Regions from separate parts of the Homo sapiens genome. Here region 1 is linked to region 2. Evidence: read pairs that join two places in POLR2A ChIA-PET (ENCODE). Cell type or tissue: Panc1. All regions are shown on one strand.

The links. ChIA-PET counts read pairs that join two places held together with the same protein. Peaks named below come from ENCODE experiments on the same cell type or tissue, not always from the same donor. Only the 100,000 strongest peaks of a DNase experiment are listed, where the experiment ranks them.
Region 1: POLR2A ChIA-PET joins it to region 2 with 10 read pairs; 1 of 35 experiments calls an interaction of 5 or more read pairs at or near these places.

Annotation. Positions count from the first base shown.
Region 1 is chr10:125,932,120-125,937,119 of GRCh38, forward strand. All of the region lies in intron 1 of FANK1 (fibronectin type III and ankyrin repeat domains 1), which reads left to right. Among named protein-coding and RNA genes, the nearest start is that of FANK1, 38 kb to the left of the region's middle. RefSeq lists an enhancer at 2,332-2,832. In Panc1, CTCF peaks have their summits at 2,339 (motif pointing right) and 2,571; a DNase peak (open chromatin) is centred at 2,352; H3K4me3 peaks cover 350 bases.
Region 2 is chr10:125,081,872-125,086,871 of GRCh38, forward strand. All of the region lies in intron 2 of CTBP2 (C-terminal binding protein 2), which reads right to left. Among named protein-coding and RNA genes, the nearest start is that of MIR4296, 52 kb to the left of the region's middle. RefSeq lists enhancers at 1-508, 509-1,336, 2,993-3,820. In Panc1, no CTCF peak of the experiment used is centred here; DNase peaks (open chromatin) are centred at 1,830, 2,520 and 3,150; H3K4me3 peaks cover 2,305 bases; H3K27ac peaks cover 2,209 bases.

The DNA.
Region 1 (5,000 bases), 850 kb after region 2:
AAATCAGGTAGTGTGATGCCTCCAGATTTGTTCTTTTTGCTTAGTCTTGCTTTGGCTCTGCGGGCTCTTTTTTGGTTCCATATGAATTTTAGAATTTGTTTTTTCTAATTCTGTGAAGAATAATGGTGGTATTTTGATGGGCATTGTGTTGAATTTGTAGATTGCTTTTGGCAGTATCATCATTTTCACAATATTGATCGTACCCATCCATGAGCATGGGATGTGTTTCCATTTGTTTGTGTCATCTATGATTTATTTCAGAGGTGTTTTGTAGTTTTACTTGTAGAGGTATTTTGCCCCCTTGGTTAGGTATATTCCTAAGTATTTTAGTTTTTTTGCAGCTGTTGTAAAAGGGGGTGAGTTCTTGATTTGATTCTCCCCTTGGTCGCTGTTGGTGTATAGAAGAGCTACTGATTTGGGTACATTGATTTGTGTACATTAATCTTGCATCGGAAAAACTTGCTGAATTCTTTTATCAGTTGTAGGAGCTTTCTGGAGGAGCCTTTAGGGTTTTCAAGGTAAACAGTCATATCATCAGCAAACGATAACAGTTTGACTTCCTCTTTACCGATTTGGATGCCCTTTCTTTTGTCTGATTTCTCTGGGTAGGACTTACAGTACTATGTTGAGGAGTGGTGAAATTGGGCATCCTTGTCTTGTTCCCCTTCTCAGAGGGAGTGCTTTCAACTTTTCCCCATTTAGTATTATGTTGGCTGTGGGTTTGTCATTGATGGCTTTTATTACATGAGGTATGTCCCTTGTGTACCATGTTTGCTGAGAGTTTTAATCATAAAGTGATGCTGGATTTTGTCGAATGCATTTTCTGCATCTATTGAGATCATGTCATTTTTTTTTAAATTTTGTTTGTGTGGTGTACCACATTTATTGACTTGCATATGTTAAACCATCCCTGCATCCCTGGTATGAAATCCATTTGATCATGGTGGATTATCTTTTTGATATGTTGTTGGATTTGGTTAGCTAGTATTTTGTTAAGGATTTTAGCATCTATGTTCATCAAGGATATCGGTCTGTAGTTTTCTTTTCTGGTTATGTCGTTTCCTGATTTTGGTATTAGGGTGACTTGGTACCAATTCTTCTTTGAATATCTGGTAGAATTCTGCTGTGAATCTGTCTGGTCCTAGACTTTTTTTTTGTTGGTAATTTTTAAATTACCATTTCAATCTTGCTGCTCGTTATTGGTCTGTTCAGGGTATCTAATTCTTCCTGATTTAAGCTAGGAGGGTTGTATTTTTTCCAGGGATTTATCCGTCTTTTCTAGGTTTTCTACTTATGTGTGTAAAGGTGTTCACAGTAGCCTTGAATGAGCTTTTGTATTTGTGTTGTCAGTTGTAATATCTCCTGTTTCATTTCTTAATGAGGTTGTCTGGATTTTCTCTCTTCTCTTCTTGGTTAATCTTGCTAATGGTCTATCAATTTTATTTATCTTTTCAAAGAACCAGCTTTTTGTTTCATTTATGTTTCGTCTTTTTTGTTTGTTTCAATTTCATTTAGTTCTGCTCGGATCTTGGTAATTTCCTTTCTTCTGCTGGGTTTGGGTTTGGTTTGTTCTTGGCTCTCTAGTTCCTTGAGGTGTGACCTTAGAGTGTCAGTTTGCACTTTTTCAATCTTTTTGATTTAGGTGTTCAGGGCTATGAACTTTCCTCTTAGCACCACCTTTGCTGTATCCAAGAGGCTTTGATAGGTTGTGTCATTATTGTCATTCAGTTTGAAGAATTTTAAAATTTCCATCTTGTTTTCGTTTTTGACCCAGTGCTCATTCAGGAACAGGTTACTTAACTTCCGTGTATTTGCATTGTTTTGAAGGTTCGTTTTGGAGTTGATTTTCGATTTTATTCCACTGTTATCTGAGAGAGTGCTTGATATAATTTCAATCTTCTTAAATTTATTGAGGCTTGTTTTATTGGCATCTGCAAGTTTCATTGGTTGATTTTTCTATATTTTGTTTGGTTTTGGAAATAAGTATAATAAAACACAGTCCTGCTCTTAAAATGCATACAATCAGTTAAATAGCTAATTTCAACATAATGTGATGTGGAAGAAAAACATATTAAAATTGTGCTGTATTTAAAGTTTCATAATAGAAATGTTAATTTCTTTACTAAAGTGACCCTTCTACTGCAGCAGGAAGACTGTTTTTATAATTGAAAGATAGTTTGCGTTTTATTACTTGGCTTTTCTTTATAGTTTACTGTACATGAATATATCCCTAAACACGTATTATTATAATTCTGCCTGTTTTGGGGCAGCATCTACCTTATAGCACTGGCTGAGGGCTGAGCTGAGCGTGGCTCCAAGGGAATCCAGCCTTGGGCAGTAGGTGGCAATGTTGGGCAGGCAGATGAAGGCTCCGGGATGTCTGGCTAGTTATGGGGACTGAGCTGTGGGCAGAATTCCAGTCCTGCGTGAATTAAGGCTGGTCCCCAAACCAAGTCGAAGAGACAGAACAGACTGGAGGAGGAGGTGGGAGAGGTCCATGATGAGAGCCGCTGCCATTTATTTAGCATTGTGTACTGAGCTCTGTGCAGGGCACCTAACAGCCTAGCATGCAGCAACTCAGTTCCCACCACCTGTACCCCTACCGTTTTTTTTTTTTTTTTTTTTTTTTTTTTTTTTTTTTTGCAAATCACGAAGAGAAAGACAGTTGGAATGTGGCAGAACCAGGATTCTATCCCAGTCTGGCTGTCCTCACAACTCTGAATCATCAGGTGACAACAGTGTCTTGCTAGAATTGCCAGTTGCTGCTGCTCGGGAGCAGCTGGTGCCTGCCCTGCAGGATGGTGCCATGGGCCTGGCTGAGCTGTGGCTCCCAGCACGATGCTGTTTCTTCCCCAGGTCTGCTCAGTGCTGCAGTTCAGCAGGGTGGAGGCTATGCTGTGCATGCCCCAATCTCTTCTGCCTGGGGGTGTGGGCAGAGCTGCTGGCCTTCATCTCTCTGCTTGTTTCTCCAGACATCTCCTCCTACTCTGATAGAGACACCCTGTCTTGGGACATCCCCCCATTCATTCCTTCACGGAAAGTCAGCCTATTTTTGTATTTTACTTTGTGGTCATCTTCATAATATTTCTTCGTGGCATCGACAGCAGTTTGTAACTGGGGATTATCTGATTGTTATCTCTCTGCCCTGTGGAACTATAAGCTTCCTGAAGGCAGGGGCCGCATCTGAGCTCACTGTTGTATCCTCATAGCTTTACATGGCACCTGGCATCCAGAAGCCTTACATATTTACTTGATGAATGAATATATGAATGACTTCCTTCAACTAATTTTGTCTCTTACTTCCTAGTTGCCAGGTGGTATAAGACAGCAGGGTTATCATCTAATATATATTTGATGTGATAAGAAACTAAAGTCTTGTTGGGAACTTCAGTCTCAATTGGGGCAAATCAAGATTTTGTGATTCTGAAGCAGTTTGGGGAGTTGTCTTTAAGAAAAAGAATGCTGATTATAAACACAAAAAAGATTATAAATCTGTCTTTTAGAATGCCAAAAAGTATAATTAAAAATATAAAAAGCTGACCAATGTCACAAATGTCATAACATTTGAAAAATAACATTTATTAACTAATTGTCCAATATATTTCTATAATATCTTCTCCTATATATTTTGGCTACATGTTATTATGTTACCTTTGTATAACAATTCTGTCATAATAACTTCAGTGGCTGGAATAGAAAGATAATTAAGTCTTTCTATTAATATAGTAATTACACTTTTTTCTTTAGTCTAAAAATGTTAGACTTGCATAAATGTCTTGCTATATTATATGAAGACTACATTTTTAAGCTAATAAGGGCCACCAGTGAGGGAAAGGTTTACATACTTTCTTTACCTTCTCTGAATTCGTCATTAGGTAGTAGCATGTTTGATGGTAGATTTTCAACTACAGGAAAAGCATGGTACATATTGCTGGAGCATCAGTTTTACTTGTTAGTATATATGTAGAAACATTTTTATATTAGGACAAATGGAAACATCAGAGAATACTGTGCAAAATGTATAATTTAAAGCTCAAACACCAGACTTCATAAGGCTATAATTTTGACCTAATAGCTTGACACTTTTGAATCTAAGACAATAATCCTGATTTCCATCATAGTCTTTCCATTTGTTTGTAGGTATTTAGTTGAATTTAGTGATTTATTTTTTGTCCTTTTTTTCATTCCTTAACTGAAATTTAAACATAACTTTTTATAGAAATAAAAAGGATATACAGAAAAATGCACATATCATAAGTTTATGGCTTGCTGAATTTTCACAAAGTGAACCCACTGGAGCGAGATGCTGTCTCAAAAAAAAAAAAAAAAAAAAAAATTGCCACAACCCCAGAAGTACCTCCTCTTCTTCCTTTCCGGATTCAATCTCCATGCTTGCCAAGGAAACCACAGCCCTGACTTCTAACACCATGGGTTAGTTTTGCCAGCTTTTGAACTCTGTGTAAATAGAAGTATACAGTATGTACTTATTTGGATCTGACTTATTTTCCCCAACATTATGTTTGTAAGATTAATCCATATTGTTGTAGATAGTTGAAGATCCTTCTTTCTCATTGCTGTTCCATTAATATAGCACCATTTATTTATTCCAGTATTGATAAACATTTGTATAGTTTCTTGTTTTTGGCTATTATGAATAGTACCTCTAGGCTGGGCGTGGTGGCTCACGTCTGTAATCCGAGCACTTAGGGAGGCTGAGGTGGGTGGATCACCCGAGGTTGGGAGTTGGAGACCAGCCTGACAAACATGGAGAAACCCCATCTCCACTAAAAATACAAAATTAGCCAGGCGTGGTGGTGCATGCCTGTAATCCCAGCTACTCCGGAGGCTGAGGCAGGATAATCGCTTGAACCCGGATGGCGGAGGTTGCAGTGAGCAGAGGTCGCACCATTGCCCTCCAGCCTGGCAACAACAAAAGCCAAACTCCGTCTCAAAAAAAAAAATAAAATAATACCTCTATGAGCATTCTAGTACATGTTTGT
Region 2 (5,000 bases):
GTCCCAGGCCTCCTTCTGTCTCTGCTGTTGGCTGCTGCAGAGGAAGTGGCCACCGAGAACCCACCCTGTCTCTACCCAGGCTCAAGTATCCAAACCCCAGGCCAGCATGGTCAGCGCTGCCCAGGGGCAGGCTCTGTACCTGCTGCTGTGTGCCAGAGAATTCCACACGGCCACAGTACAGTCCAGAAACCAGCCAGAACCAGCCCGTGGGCAAGGGAACAGACCTGAAAGTCACAAAGCTTGGCGTGCCCTCCCTGATGGCCCAAGGTCAGGGCTGGCCACGCCGGAGCTGGGGGCTGCCCTCCTCCCCCCAGGCAGCCTGTCTCTGCAGGCCGGCTCCGGGACACACTGTCTTCAAAATCCCCATCCATGCTCCTTACAGCCAGTGGACAGCCTCGCCTTGGAGATGTGGCCAGATGGGCTGCCTCTTAAGTCCTCGTCCATGCTCCTTACAGCCAATGGGCAGATTCACCTTGGAGATGCTGCCCTTCTGGCCTCTCTCTGGAGAAGACAAAAAACTCAGTAACTTCCCCAAAAAGCTCCTGCTTTATGTACTGAACTTGTACTTCCCACTAAAATCAATTATTAATAAGATTTAATAGGCCTCTTGCCTCAGGTATCATTTCCAGCTAATTTTTACTCCCCCATGAGGAGAGTATGGTGGCTGCACAAGTCACGTTTGCACACTGTATCCATGATCATTCTGCCAGCTTTCCTCTTTTTTTTTTTTTTTTTTGAAACAGTCTTGCTCTGTCGCCCAGGCTAGAGTGAAGTGGCATGATCTCAGCTCACTGCAACCTCCGCCTCGTGGGATCAAGTGATTTTCGTGCCTTAGCCTCCTGAGTAGCTGCGACCACAGGTGCACGCCACCACACCTGGCTAACTTTTTGTATTTTTGGTAGAGACGGGGTTTCACCATGTTGGCCAGGGTGGTCTCGAATGCCAGACCTCAAATGATCCGCTCGCCTCGGCCTCCTGAAGTGCTGGGATTATAGGCGTGAGCCCCTGCACCCAGCCTTTCTGAGAATTTTCACAGGACATATGTCCAGCAGGCCTCGGCATTACCTTCTACTCCAGAAAATTCAGCTCAGAAGCCAATGCTCCAGGAGAGGGTTTCCCAGAGCACACCAAGCAAGATTTAAGTGCCCTCTCTCTCTGAGCCAGCACAGGGTCCATCTCTCTGGGGGGTTGGTCCCCACCAGACTGCAAGTACTGGGAGGGGATGGTTATCCCCTTGGCTCTGCAGCCAGCGGCTGCTGCAGAACACGTGTTGGACTAAATAAAGCTAGACTTAAATTCTGCCTTCACGTCGCAAGTTTACATCTGACACCAACAACGTAAGACCACCAGGGCCAGCACGCATTCTCAACATACTTTCCAAAGCTGGAAAAAAGCACAGCCAAGTCACTCAGAAAAGCCTCTCTTGATTTGGCTTCTGGATAAAAAAGAGTCTCCCTGTCGTGCCAGATGGGGTCAACTACTCGGTGAAAACAGAGGCCCATTCCACAGGCACCACTGCTGAGCCTCTGAGTTCCCAGGACAGGGCTGTCCGAGGACACAACACTGACAGCCATGTGCAGACCCCCGACCTGGGCGAGGATACCGCCCTCTGAGACTCAGTCGCCTGTCTACAAAAAAGGAAAAGATACCACATTACCGTGACCATCTAGTCTAATGAAAATGCCACCAGGATCAAAGACCATAACGCAAAGCCCTCTGTTTGCACCTTAGTCCGAACAAGCACCCAGGATACACTCGCTGTTGTTTGTTTGTTTGTTTTAAGGCAGGATCTCACTCTGCCTCCCAGGCTGGAGTGCAGTCTTGACCTCCTGGACTCCAGCCGTCCTGCCACGTCAGCTTCTCAAGTAGCTGTGACTGTAGGCACGCACCATCACACCCAGCTAAAGTTTTTTTTGTTTTGTTTTTTTGAGACGGAGTCTTGCTCTGTCATCCAGCTGGAGTGCAGTGGTGCGATCTGGGCTCACTGCAACCTCCGTTCCCTGGTTTAAGCATTTTTCCTGCCTCAGCTTCCCGAGTAGCTGGGATTAGAGGCATGCGCCACCACGCCCAGCTGATTTTTGTATTCTTTAGTAGATATGGGGTTTCACTATGTTGGCCAGGCTGGTCTAGAACTCCTAATCTCAAATGATCTGCCCGCCTTGGCCTCCCAAAGTGCTAGGATTACAGGTGTGAGCCACGGCGCCTGGCCCCAGCTACGTTTTTTGATTTTTTGTAGAGAAGAGAGCCCACTATGTTATTTTATTTTTTGTAGAGATGTTATGTATGTTGCCCATGCTGGTCTTGAACTTCTGAGCTCAAGCAATCCTCCTGCCTTGGCCTCCCAAAGTCGTGGGATTACAGGTGTGAGCCACTGTGAGCCCAGCCGGCTGCTGTTTAGAAGTGCATCACAAAGGATGCCTTGAGGGGCTTGGGGAACATCTCAGGGAAGAAGCTGCACGGAGAACGGTCCAGTCATCCTTCTATTTCGAGCCAACAGCAGCCCCGTGGAAGGAAAGGTGACTAAATGAGAAGGAATGTGACTCAGAGGGAGGCGCTCTGGAGGCCTCTGTGCCTACCCCAGGAGGGGCTGGCCTCTAGGTGGAGTCCCTACCAGTCCGGAGGCTCCCGCCCAAACCTTCCCCATCCTCTCTGGGAAGGGAGGGCGTGAGGAGGTGGTCCCCTGGAAGCCACCTCCCCAGCCCTGAGGTTCACACCACCTCAGTCTCAGGGGTCCGGGGGTGGCCCCAGTTAAAACATGGGTTTCCAGACCAGTGAAGCACTCAGAAGCACAGCCCTTCTCCTTGCCCGTTCTGTGTCCCCTGGCAGAGGGTGGGTCTGGTATCTGTGTAGCAGGTCCTGACCCCACCCAAGCAGCAGCAGTGTCCCAGCACCCCCGCCTTCCTGACCCACCGGCACTCTTTCCCACCAAGACGCCTTGAGATCCCCAAAACACGTCTCCACTGCTGCCCCAAGTCTGCCCCCAAAGGTTTGGCCTTCGCCACCTGTTACTGCCCAGGCTTGACACACAGCCATGAGTTCCGCCGTCGCCACGTCAGCAGATCTCTGCCAATGTGTGCCTGCCCTTGAACATTTCCCCCAGCTCTAGGCAAACAAAGCCCTCTCCTTAGCAACAGCTCACTGGGCAAAACCCAAAGATGACCCGACCTGGCGCACCTCCAGCACTCCAGGTCTTGGCTCATGACCATGGGACTGCGACAGAAATTACCTTCAACCCTCACGTCACCACCCATCACCCAAGCTGCGACACCAATACATCAGCAGGAGAAATGAGGCGGATTGCAAACAGCTGCCGAGTTCCAAGATAAAGAGTTTTATTTTGGTGGCTAAGGGGAAAAGTAGAGAAAAGCCGCCAACATTTTTACCAACAGCATAATTATATGAGAGAAAACTCCCTCCTTTAAGATTCCTACGCTGCCCTGACAGCAATTTAAGCAGCTGAGAAAAGATGGTGAAGACAAAGTCATTACGGCAGGATCCCGTCTCCTTCCTGTACACACGCCTGACTCTCTGTAATGACAATGAAAGAAAGCTCTGCGGGCATATGGCAGGGGAGCCACCTCCGTGTGCAACAGCAGTTGCATCAAGTCTTTAGTGCAGGATTTAGCTGTCTTAAAGATCCTATTAACCAGAGACAATTTCCATCCCAGGCTCCAGGCAGAGCTGGGAGCTTTCCTTCAGAAACGAGGGCGAAGAACCTCCAACAGTAAGTTTTCTGCGGGCGCTGGAACTTCCAGCCCAAAGCCTTCAGCAAATCACTCCATGGGGAAATCTAGTCCTGTCAGCTTTAAACTGGCCACCTTGCATTAACAGGGACTCTCGCAGCTGGGGTGTGGGTAATCTCAATGCACAGCTCTGCTACTATATGAGTTCACTCAAATGATCCCCTTGTTTCTGCTCTTATGCCTTCCAAGCCATTTTCCAGAGACACCCAGGAGGATTCTCACTGGAAACTGAAATGTGATCCTAGCCCAGTGTCTGGAAGCTCTCCAGCAACGCCCAGTGCCTTCGTGGTCAAGATCCGGGTCTGCCCTCACAGGGCCACAACCGCACTGGCTCCTGCCCTGGGTACAGCCCCTCGGCCTCCAGACCTTTCCCCAGATGCCCCATGGCTGGCCTCCTCCTGCCACGCCAATCTCAGCCTCCCCACAGAGAACCACTCCCTGTGTTCTCACCAAAGGGTCCCCTCAGTCCAAAGTATCTCTCTGGTCTTAATGTTTGTGTCCCCCTGCAAATTCCTATGCTGAAAGCCTCATCCCCAAGGTGGTGGTATTAGAGGGTGAGGCCTTTGAGTGGTAATTAGATGATGAGGGTGGAGCACTCATGAACGGGATTAGTGCCTGATGAAAGAGCTCTTTTGGCCAAGGCTCGGTGGCTAATGCCTGTAATCCTAGCACTTTGGGAGGCCGAGGTAAGTGGATCACCTGAGGTCAGGAGTTCGAGACCAGCCTGGCCAACACAGCGAAACCTCATCTCTACTAAAAATACAAAAATTTGTCGAGCGTGGTAAACTTTGATCCAGCAATCCCTGTAATCTCAGCTACCCGGGAGACTGAGGCAGGAGAAAATACAAAAATTTGCCAAGTGTGCTGGTAATCGGCTGTAATCCCAGCTACTTGGGAGGATGAGGCAGGAGAATCGCTTGAACCTGGGAGGTGGAGGTTGCGGTGAGCCGAGATCACACCACTGCACTCCAGCCTGGGCAATCGAGCAAAATTTTATTTAAAAAAAAAAAAAAAAAAAAAAAGGAAGATCTCATTTGACCCTTCCACATAGCGAGAGAGTACCGTCTCTGAACCAGAACTTGGGCCCTCATCAGACATCGAATCTGCTGGCATCTTGGTCTTGGATTTCCCAAGAATTGTGAGAATTAAATTTCTGTTGCTATGAGCCACCTGCTTATGGAATTTTGTTATAGTAGCCAAAGCAGACTAAGACAACATGCTCTCCACTTGACACTGAGAAAGCCAGGCCCTCAGGGA